2 separate regions of the Homo sapiens genome follow, and region 2 is linked to region 1. Evidence: chromatin contacts called from ENCODE POLR2A ChIA-PET data. All regions are on one chromosome and are shown on one strand. Each heading gives the region's core, a stretch centred on a gene start or an enhancer-like site at or near the end of the contact. The rest is flanking DNA. Distances are from core to core; before and after follow the strand shown. Region 1 overlaps ERGIC1 (endoplasmic reticulum-golgi intermediate compartment 1). Region 2 overlaps ATP6V0E1 (ATPase H+ transporting V0 subunit e1).

The links. ChIA-PET counts read pairs that join two places held with the same protein, here RNA polymerase II (POLR2A).
Region 2: POLR2A ChIA-PET joins it to region 1 with 10 read pairs in activated T-cell. The contact joins two enhancer-like sites. POLR2A ChIA-PET finds 5 or more read pairs at or near these places in 3 of 52 experiments (H1, WTC11 and activated T-cell).

The regions. Positions count from the first base shown.
Region 1 is chr5:172,925,370-172,930,887 of GRCh38, forward strand. ERGIC1 (endoplasmic reticulum-golgi intermediate compartment 1) reads left to right here. Exons shown (of 10, transcript NM_001031711.3): 7 at 1,140-1,200. Among named protein-coding and RNA genes, the nearest start is that of MIR10523, 13 kb to the left of the region's middle. Within about 2 kb of position 4,087, at least 3 of the 41 ENCODE cell types and tissues checked have a DNase peak (open chromatin) inside an H3K27ac peak, as active enhancers do.
Region 2 is chr5:173,012,222-173,018,224 of GRCh38, forward strand. The region is part of intron 2 of ATP6V0E1 (ATPase H+ transporting V0 subunit e1); the gene reads left to right. Among named protein-coding and RNA genes, the nearest start is that of SNORA74B, 5.5 kb to the right of the region's middle. RefSeq lists an enhancer at 5,230-5,773. Within about 2 kb of position 4,475, at least 18 of the 41 ENCODE cell types and tissues checked have a DNase peak (open chromatin) inside an H3K27ac peak, as active enhancers do.

The sequences.
Region 1 (5,518 bases), core at 2,837-5,336:
GCCTTCACACGGTCAGTCTCAAGACAGCAAATAGACAAACTTCCTTTTCCTTGTTGAGAAATTGCAGTTCCTTCCAGTTGTTGAGGAATTGCTTGTTGAGAACATGCAGGTGTGTTAAGTGCTCAGTAAACATCAGCCGCCTGAGACCAGGATCAGGGATTATGCCACCCCGCTGCTGCCCACTGCTCCTGGAGTGGCCACAGAATCATGTCCCCACGTACCTCTCCGATGTCTCCTCCTTCCTTCTATTCAAACACCTCACTCTCCTTCCTCCTGGGGGCCACGTGGGCCTGTCTCCATACTTAAGCCTTTGTACATGCTGCTTGCCAGTTTAACTTCCCACTTTCCTCCAGATCTTGGTGTCAATGTCATTTCCTCCAGGAAGGCCTCCAGGGTGTCTAGCTCGATAACCCCTGTTAACCATGCCCATGGTAGCATGCTCCATTTACCAGGTATGCCTTGTCCTTCTTTAGATGTTCCTTGAGGCCAACCTGGTTTCCCATTGTCCTCAGAGAAAAGGTGAGATGTGGTTTTCAGCCCTACTCTACAGCAGCCCACCCCACTGCCCGGAGGAGGGTTTTCTTCACATCTGCTATACGTTCTCTGCAGCAGACATGATGGGGGGCCCACAGCTCTGGGGCATCCCTGCCTGGACTCCTCTATGGGCCTTTCAGAGGACCCTGGGATCTCAGGAGAAACTTTCTGGGACCCAGAATCCATGTTCACTTGAATTTTCTGTGTGACTTCATGGAAAGAGTCCAGCTTAGTGTCAGACAGACCTGATTTCAGAGTTTAGCTTAGCCACTTACCAGCCGGGCAAGTTTTGGTGTCTTTCCAAGCCTTGATTTGCTCTTCTGTAAAATGGGCCCAATAATACATCATTAGGGGCATGAAATGAAATTATATGAAGGGGCCAGGATGGAGCAGCACATAGTAGGGGCTAGAGATGGGAAACAAGCTTGTGCCTACTATGTGCCAGGCCCCTGCTGCCTCTTGCTCCCCACAAATCCGCTGGAGCCCCCTTTTACACATTGGTAGGGTTCCTAGACCAGGTGGTACCTGGCCATCCCCCACAACCAGGGCCAGGCCTGGAGGTGGAGGTGTCCTGGGGACCATCCCCTCACTGCATTTTTCCACAGGTCCAGAACATCCACGGAGCTTTCAATGCTCTCGGGGGAGCAGACAGACTCACCTCCAACCGTATGTATCCCTGCTGGGAACAGCCTTCTGCTCCAAGATGCCCAGTACAGCAGGCAGGGAGGGGGAGGGCAGAGAGGTGGGGGTGCCTGTCCAGCACCCACTCCAAGGCAGGGAGGCTGCTGCTCACACTCCATTCCCACAGCTAACCAGTGGGAAGGTGGACCCAGCCCCGTCCAGACCCAGACCCTGATGGAGAAGGAAGAAGGCTTGTCCCGGGGCACAGCAGACGCACGCACGCAGTGGATACCAGCTATTACCATTATTGTTGCTCTCATCACAGCCACATCATCATCCTTAGTTGAACTAATTACCTAAGATCCCACAGGGAGCTATGGCAGAACCAGGATCTGTTCTGCCTCCAGGTCGCACCGTGAGAACAGGTCTGTGGGTGGCCCAGTCAGCTGTGACCACATGGCTGCCTCCCCCACACCTCACTCTCCTCCTGCTCAGACTCCTCCCATCGATAGTGGCTCCTCCTAGAGTCCTCGCCCTCCTTAGCTCCCTGGCACCTTGGCCCAGATCAAAGAGAACCGCACATCTCCACACGCAGACAGGAGAGCACGCATACCTTTCGTGCACACCAACACACATGAGCTCACATGGCCCCAGACACGTGCACAGAATGGGCCCGGGAGGCCTGTGTGCTCAAGCAGACCTGCAGACCCACTGCTGCACAGGGTACCTGGATTTTTCTTATTTCCTCACCTGAGCTCACCTTTTAACCCACATCTTTTCTTATTATTTCCTGAAATGCGTTTGCTCTCCCATTGTCAGGGATCCAAGGCAAAGAAAACATCCCTCTGTGACCTGCCCCCCCGACAAATCGAACCTCATTTTTCTGTGTCCCTGTGAGTCCTTGTCCATAAGCAGAACTCACTTTTCTTTTTTTCCAAGGCATGGATTGCAGTTTACCGTCTGCTTTTTGTACTTGACCTTATTACATAGCCACGATTTTCTTACTTTCCAGTTGTAATGGGAGCACAGTTGTCCATCTTGCAGCTCTGCTGTGCTTTTTTTTTTTTTTTTTTGAGACGGAGTCTTACTGTGTCACCCAGGCTGGAGTGCAGTGGCACAGTCTCGGCTCACTGCAACCTCAGCCTCCCGGGTTCAAGCAATTCTCCTGTCTCAGTCTCCCGAGCAGCTGGGATTACAGGTGCCTGCCACAATGCCCAGCTAATTTTCTGTATTTTTAGTTGAGACAGGGTTTCACCACGTTGGCCAGGCTGGTCTTGAACTCCTGACCTCAGGTGATCTGTCCCCACTCTGCTCTGCTTTTCTAAGTCATTGTCTTCTCACCGAAAGTGTCTGTCGTTTCCTGTGTTTCACTGTGGCAATAATGCCTCTGATATGTACAGGGTTGGCGCTCTGTTACCCGATTGCTTTCCAGCTGTGTCTGGTTCCCATTCATGCTGCCTCCAGCAACGGATAAGTATACGGCAGCACCTCCTTATTTGAGTGCAAATGTCTGGTTGTAATAGAGGTAGATGATTCTTGGTGTGGTGCCGTGGTCATTGTCGTTTTGTGTCATGGTAACATGTCATCCGACGTCGGCCGTCCACAAATGTCTGCAGCTACGATGGACCCTCAGCTGCTGGACAGGAAAGAGGATCAAGCTAAGAAGGCCCAGAGTGTGCAAGCAGAGAGAGGGTGTGGACAGAAAACCTTGCCTTCTCCAGGGCTAGTGGCGAAAGCTATCTCAGGCTGGCTCAAGTGGAGAGAAAAAAGCATGAGATCAAGCAATGGACAGCTGGGGAAGGGCTGGCTTTTATTTCCTCAGCTCCCAAGCTCAGTCCCTGGCACTGGGCCGTTGCCTTTGTAGGTCCCTCTGTGCCCAGGTCTTGCTATGGGGGTTGTTTCTTGGCATTAAGGTCTCAGTTCAAACGCCACCGTCTCCAAGAAGCCCTCACTGGTCACCCTATCTAAAGTAACCCTCACTCCTAAGGACAAACCTGTTTTTTCTTCCTAGCATAGACCACTCTCTGAAATCACCTTGTTCTCCCAGTCATCTGCTGCCCTTGGCTGTTGCGCCAGCTATAACATGGCACTCTGCCTTGCCCACTGCTTTGTCCCCAGGACCCAGCCCTGTACCCAGGGTATAGTAGGTATATGATCGATGATAAGAGGCCTGGAGGCCACTATGGAAGAGCTCCTGCCAGATGGTGGTGGAGTGCGGTCATGAGGACCTCGGCCTCCAGTGTCCCCCTCCACTCTTTCCCAGCCCTGTGGTCTTGGGAAAGTCATTTAACTCTGCTAAGCCTCAGTTTCTGCATGTGTAAAGTGGGAAGAATCCTCTCCACCTTAAGCCTTGCTATGAGGATTAATGAGATGCGTGTACAGAGTTTAGTACACGGCCTGCCACATTGTGAGTGCTCAATAAATGTTGGCCGTTCTCTTCATTATCGTCAGCAGCTAACTTCAGGAACGAGATCCCCTAGGGCAGAATCTAAGGAGAAACTTTCCTATATCAAATTGTATCTTGTATTGTGGTACTGAATTGTTTAACTGGTCCTGAATGATATAACTGGAATGAAACCAGCTTGTCATGTATATGTATACACATAATATGGGCTGTCATATATATATATGTGTGTGTGTGTGTGTGTATATAAGTATACACACACATACATATATATGGGCTGCTGGTTTTAAGAATGCAGATTCTGGGCCCCACTCCAGTGGCGGGATAGGGATGAAACAAGATTGGCCATACGCTGGTAATTGCTGAAGTTGGGAAATGGGTACGTGGGAGTCCATTATACAATTCCCTATGTTTTAGGTTTGAATTTTTCTGTAAGAAGATTTTGCGGGTAGGGGAGGAGGAGTGAGCTTGAAGGGAATGTGGGCTGGCCTAGACCAGGTTGGAGCCAGCAGTCTCTAGGAATGGTCAGCTCACAAGGAATCCACATGGGTGTAATTAACTGCAGTGTCTCCAGTGGGCATTTGGCAAATTGTATCAAAGGCCTTAAAAATGGTCATTGCCTTTGAGTCATCAATTGTACTCATAGGAGAGTAAGCTAAGGAAATAATTAAGAGAGTGTACAAAAATCTAGGAAAATAATGTTCATTAGGTCATTGTTTATAAAATTGAAAATGAGGAACCACGTCAGTGTCCAGCCATAGGGGGTTGACTGAGCATGGTAACTGCCCAAGATGAGCGAGGTGTGTCAGGACCTTACTGGCAGTCAGGCAGCAAAGATTTATTGAGCACCTACTATATGCTGGGCATTGGGCTAGGTTCTGGGGATAGAGAGATGAATAAAACAAACTCTGCAGAGCTTATGTTCTGTGTCTTAGACCTGAAAAGTTGATCATGATGTTCAGTTCTTAGAAAAAGATGGCTGGGCGCGGTGGCTAACGCCTGTAATCCCAGCACTTTGGGAGGCCAAGTCGGGTGGATCACGAGGTCAGGAGTTCAAGACCAGCCTGGCCAAGATGGTGAAACCCCCATCTCTACTAAAAATACAAAAAATTAGCCAGGCGTGGTGGCAGGCGCCTGTAGTCCCAGCTACTCAGGAGGCTGAGGAAGGAGAATCACTTGAACCCAGAGGGTGGAGGTTGCAGTGAGCCGAGATCGTGCCACTGCACTCCAGCCTGGGTGACAGAGTGAAACTCCGTTTCAAAAAAAAAAAAAAAGATACGGTATGGTCCTATTTTAGGAAAATACAAATATATGTATAAACATGTCTGGCAGTTTATATGTGAGACTGTGAACCATAGTTTTCTGAGGATGGTGAATTTATGGTGATTTTTTGTTTTGTCCTTGGTGATCACCTGTGTTTTGTACAATTTTTTTTTTTTTGAGATGGAGTCTCGCTCTGTTGCCCAGGCTGGAGTGCAGTGGCAGCTCACTGCAACCTCCACCTCCCGGGTTCAAGCGATTCTCCTGCCTCAGCCTCCCTAGTAGCCGGGACTACAGGTGTGTGCCACCAGGCTTGGCTAATTTTTGTATTTTTAGTAGAGATGGGGTTTCACCATGTTGGCCAGGTTGGTCTTGAACTCCTCACCTCAAGTGATCCTCCCACCTCGGCCTCCCTAAGTGCTGGGATTACAGGCGTGAGCCACCACATCCGGCCTTGTACAAATTTTAACAAGAAATATTACAGGGGTGATTTTGATAAGGCATTCACTTTTTCATTCCTTCAAGTTTTTAACCTAGGGCAATGGGCGTTTGGACACCACTATCAAGCGTGGTCTTGGGCTCTTGTTTTAAAAATGCAAATTCTGAGCTCCACCCTTGACCCATTTGGCGGGATGCTCCTGGAAAGAGGTCCAGGTGTCTTTTTATTCCAAATGATTCGACTGCTTCTGACATCTGAGA
Region 2 (6,003 bases), core at 3,225-5,724, 87 kb after region 1:
GTGTTTCCCCATATTGGCCAGGCTGGTCTTGGACTCCTGACCTCAGGTGATCCGCCCGCCTTGGCCTCTGGAGTTTTCTTGAACTGTGGTTTCTTGTTTTTTTTTTCTTAAGTGAGATGTGTGCGTGTGTGTGTACATGCATATGTGTATGCATGTGTACTTTGATAACCATATACAGAAGAGTGAAATTGAACCCTTTCTGTCACCATATACAAAAGTCAACTCAGGATGGGTTAAAGATTTAAACGAGGCCGGGCATGGTGGCTCACGCCTTTAATCCCAGCACTTTGGGAGGCCAAGGCGGGCAGATCACCTGAGGTCGGGATTTTGAGACCAGCCTGACCAATACGCAGAAACCCCATCTCTACTAAAAATACAAAAAATTAGCTGGGCATGGTGGCGCATGCCTGTAATCCCAGCTACTCAAGAGACTGAGGCAGGAGAATCGCTTGAACCTGGGAGATGAAGGTTGCCATGAGCTGAGATCGCGTGCCATTCCACTCCAGGCTGGGCAATGAGTGAAACTCCATCTCAAAAAAAAAAAAAAGAAAAGATTTAAACATAAGACCTGAAATTATAAAACAGCTAGAAGCAAACATAGGGACAACTCTTCAGAGCATTGGTCTAGGCAAAAGTTTTATGACTAAGACCTCAAAAGCACAGGCAACAGGCTGGGTGTAGTGGCTCACACCTGTAATCCCAGCACTTTGGGAGGTTGAGGTGGGAGGATCAGTTGAGCCCAGGAATTCGAGACCAGCTTAGGCAGCATAATGAGACCCTGTCTCTACAAAAAATTTAAAAAATTAGCCAAGCCTGGTGGCACGTGCTTGTGGTCCAAGCTACTCAGGCGGCTGAGGTAGGAGGATTGCTTAAGTCCAGGAGCCTGGGAGATCAAGGCTGCAATGAGCTGTGATTGCGCCACTCCAGTCCAGCCTGGGCAACAGAGCAAGACACTTGTGTTAAAAAAAAGAAAAAAAGGCACAGTCAACAAAAACTAAAATAGACAAATGGGACTATATTAAACTAAAAAGCTCTGCACAGCAAAAGAAACAATAGAATAAAGAGACAACTTGGCCGGGCGCGGTGGCTCACGCCTGTAATCCCAGCACTTTGGGAGGCCGAGGCGGGTGAATCACGAGGTCAGGAGATCGAGACCATCCTGGCTAACATGGTGAAACCCCGTCTCTACTAAAAATACAAAAAATTAACCAGGCGTAGTGGTGGGCGCCTGTAGTCCCAGCTACTCCGGAGGCTGAGGCAGGAGAATGGCGTGAACCCGGCAGGCGGAGCTTGCAGTGAGCTGAGATTGCGCCACTGCACTCCAGCCTGGGCGACAGAGCCAGACTCCATCTCAAAAAAAAAAAAAAAAAAAAGAGACAACTTGTTGAATGGGAGAAAATATTTGCAAACTACCCAACTGACAGGGGACTAAGATCCAGAATATATAAGGACCTCAAACAACTTAACAGTTAAACAAATAATCCTATTGAGAAATGGACAAAGGACATGACTAGATATTTCTCAAAAGAAGACATTACAAATGGCCAGCAGTGCTCAATATTATTAATCACTAGGGAAATGCAATTCAAAACTACAATGAGATATCATCTCACTCCAGTTAGAATGGCTATTACTAAAAAGCGAAAATATGGCCATGCATGGTGGCTCATGCCTATAATCCCAGCACTTTGGGAAGCCAAGGCAGGTGGATCATCTGAGATTAGGAGTTTGAGACCAGCCTGGCCAACCATGTTCAACATGGTGGAACCCCATCTCCACTAAGAATTAAAAAATTAGCTGGGTGTGGTGGTAGGTTGTAATCCCAGCTACTCCTGAGGCTGAGGCAGGAGAATCACTTCAACCCGGGAGGTAGAGGTTGCAGTGAGCCAAGATCGTGCCACTGCACTCCAGCCTGGGCCGTAAAGGGAGACTCCATCTTAAAAAAAAAAAAAAAAAAAAGCCAAAAAATAACAGATGCCAGCAAGGATGCAGAGAAAAGGAAACTTTTATACACTGTTAGTGAGAATGTAAATTAGTATAGAAAATGGTATGGAGTATAGAAACCAGTATAGAAAATGGTATGGAGATTTTTCAAAAAACTAAAAATAGAACTGCCATATGATCCAGCATTCCCGCTACTGGGTATTTATCCAGTGGTAGAGAAATCAGTATATATAAAAGGTATACCTGCACTCTCGCATGTTGATCGCAGTGCTGTTCACAGTAGCAGAGACAGAGAATCAATCTAAGTGTCTGTCAACAGATGAACGCATGCAGAAAATGTGTTATATGTACACTACGGAATAGTATTCAGCCATAAAAAAAGAATGAAATCATGTCATTTGCAGCATCATGGGAGGAACTAGAGGCCATTATCTTAAGTGAAATAAGCCAAGTGCAGAAAGACAAATATCACATGTTCTCACTTATATGTGGGAGCTAAAAAATTTGATGTCAAAGACATGAAGAGTAGAATGATAGATATGAGAGACTGGGAAGGAAGGAAAGTTGTGGGAATAAAGAGTAGCACAATGGGTACAAACATGTGGGGTACCCGTAAAATGGGCACAAACATTAAACAGAGGAAATAAGTTTCTTCTATGTTTGATTGCAAAATAGGGTGACTATACTCAGCAACAGTACTTTGTGTATTTCATACTAACGGGAAGCGAGGACTTGAAATGATACCAACACAGAGAAATGGTAAATACGAAGAAAAAACAGTTTCTAAATACTGACCTGACCAAGAAAGGGGTCTTCATTCTTTCTTCTGGATATTCTTTAGTGAAGGCACCAAAGGCTTGTGTTGAACTTAATCAGTGCTCAGTGGATGGATTCTCATTTTCTGAATTCTCAATTTAGATTTAGCTAAATTAATGCCTTCTGAAATGTTCTCAGTTAAAATATTCCAGAAGGTCACTTTTTGAAGTGGGAACAGTAATCTGATCTGATTCCTGGTCTAGGATCTACTACTACCTAATTAGCATTGTGACCATAGGCCAATCACTTAGACTCTCTCTGCCTGTTTCCTAGTACAAGAATTAAATGAAAGGTTATATGTGAAATTGTGATATTGTGAAATACAAATTTAGTCTTTGTTCCCATTTCCTGGTATACAACTCCTAAAATCCTTAGAATCTCCAAAGTGACATGTGTCTTTGTATGCTAATGAGTTGACTGATGATTGGCAGCCCCTTGGTAGCTCCAGGATGGGATCTAATCACGAACCAAGGAAGGATTAGAGGGTTGGGACTTTCAGCCCCACAGCCCAACCATAGGGGAAGGGGGAGGGGCTGAACCTTAAACTGATCACCAATGGCCCGTGATGTAATCAATCATGCCTACACAATGAAGCTTCCATAAAAACCCAAAAGGATTGGGTTCTGAGAGGTTCAGGAAAGCTGGAAGCTATTCCTGGAGGCTGGTGTTCCCAGGAAGAGCATGAGAACTTTGTGCCCCTTTCCATAGCTCACCCTGTCCATCCCTTCATCAGTATCTTGTGTAGTATCTTTTGTTAGTTTGTTTGAGACAGTCTCACTCTGTCATCCAGGCTAAAGTGCAGTGGTGCGACCTTGGCTCACTGCAACCTCTGCCTCCCAGGTTCAAGTGATTCTCCTGCCTCACCCTCCCAAGTAGCTGGGACTACAGATGTGTGCCACCATGCCCAGCTGATTTTTGTATTTTTAGTAGAGACGGGTTTCACCATGTTGGCCAGGCTGATCTCGAACTCCTGGGCTCAAGTGATCCACCCGCCTTGGCCTCCCAGTGTCGAGATTACAGGCGTGAGCCACCATGCCCAGATTGTAGTATCTTTTATAGTAAACCAGAAAACGTGTTTCCCTGAGCTCCGCGAGCTGCTCTAGTAGATTAATTGAACCTAAGAAAGGTTAGAGCCTCCCCGATTTATAGCCAGTTGGTCAGAAGCACAGGTAGAACAACCTGGGGCTTGCGATTGGCATCAGAAGTGAGGGGCGGTCTTGTGGAACCAAGCCCTCACCCTGTGAGATCTGATGCTGATGCTACCTCCAGGCAGATAATGTCAGGATTGAATTGGAGGACACCCAGCTGGAGTCCGCTGCAGAATTGATTGTGTGCTTGTTGGTGGGGAGAAATCCCCACACATTTGGCTGTAGAAGTCTCTTCTGTGTTGATTATTGTGGTGTGAAAGCAGAGGAAAAGGAGTCAATGTTTTTTCCACTCTCAGAAATAGCATCAGTATATTTTAAAAGTTCCCTGAGTGATTATAATTTGCAGCTGGGGAGGAGAACCACTCCGCTACAACATCCTACAAAGTGCTGGGAAGTGGTGTTTTCATTCTGTGCTATATTCTTGGTAACAAAAGGAGATAGGGGCTAGTTTAAATTCTAATGGATTTTTTTAGTATTTCTAGGCATTGGCCAGTTGTCTCAGTCTCTTACGAAAGTGTTTTTTCAGGCAGCTTGTATTGCCTGCCGGGATTGGGGAAGTCCTTGGTTAGTTTGGAATTTTCCATGACTCTTAGCTCTGCACCATTAGCGTCAACTGCAGTCACAGAGCTTTTCAGTGTGTCCGCCTGTGCTGTTCTCTTCCTTTTTTTATAATGTCAGATGGATGATGTTGAACCTCAACTACAAGTCTTAGTATTGTGTTTGTGTTTAATACCCTACTTCTAAGGATGGATCAGAAAATCTCATCTGAATGAACTTTTTGTTTATTAAGTGAGTCAGCTTGAACTATCTGTTTTGGCCTGCTTTCCTCAGGTGTCATGTTTCCTGTCACAAAATCACCTTTTGTTTCTGTGGGCACAAGCTTCTGATATGGTGCTGGCTAATTCTCCAGCAATCTCTCCATTGGTGATCAGAATCAGCCTTTTGATCCTCTGATTGGAAAAGCTCTAAAAATGACAGTAAATGAAAGAAAAAAGATCCACCCGGATAATGGCCTAGTTGGGGCTTGGCTAGTTCCCCGCTTATAGGGAAATTTAAAGTCCTGAAAGCGTGAAAGGAGACTGCTGTAGTGATATATCCACTTACCCTTAGAAAGTGATTCCCTGCTGGGCGTGGTGGCTCACCCCTGTAATCCCAGCACTTTGGGAGGCCGAGGTGGGCGGATCACGTGAGATCAGGAGTGCGAGACCAGCCTTGCCAACATGGTGAAACCCCATCTTTACTAAAAATACAAAAATTAGCCGAGTGTGGTGGCAGGCGCCTGTAATCCCAACTACTCGGGAGGCTGAGGCGGGAGAATCGCTTGAACCCGGGAGGCAGAGGTTGCAGTGAGCCGAGATCGTGCCATCGCACTCCAGCCTGGGTGACGAGAGTGAGACTTCGTCTAAAAAAAAAAAAAAAAAAGCGATTCCTGGCCGGCTGCAGTGGCTCACGCCTGTAATCCCAGCACTTTGGGAGGCCAAGGTGGGCGGATCACAAGGTCAGGAGTTCGACACCAGCCTGGCCAACATAGTGAAACCTCTTCTCTACTAAAAATACAAAAATTAGCTGGGGATGGTGGCGCGTGCCTGTAATTCCAGCTACTCAGGAGGCTGAAGCAGGAGAATTGCTTGAACCCAGGAAGTGGAGGTTGTGGTGAGCTGAGATCGTGCCACTGCACTCCAGCCTGGACAACAGAACGAGACTCCTTCTCAAAAAAAAAAAAAAAAAAAAGAAAAGAAAAGAAAGGGATTCCCTAGATCCCAATGTACCATGCAGAAAGGATAGCAGTATGTTACCAAATTTCACTCTCCCAGATTGGTAGTTGGAGGTTGGTTGGGCTTGTTTACCTTAACCCTGCCCTCCTCCCCACACCACTGCCCACCAATGAAAGAAATTCAAATTCATACACAGTTGACCTTTGAATAACGTGGAAGTTAGAGGTTCCGATCCCCTGCACAGTTGAAAATCCATTTATAACTTTTGAATCCCCCCAGATTTAATTACTAATAGCCTACTGTTGATCAGGAGCTTTACCAATAACATAAACAGTCAATTAACACATAATTTGTATACGTATTATATCCCGTGTTCCTAT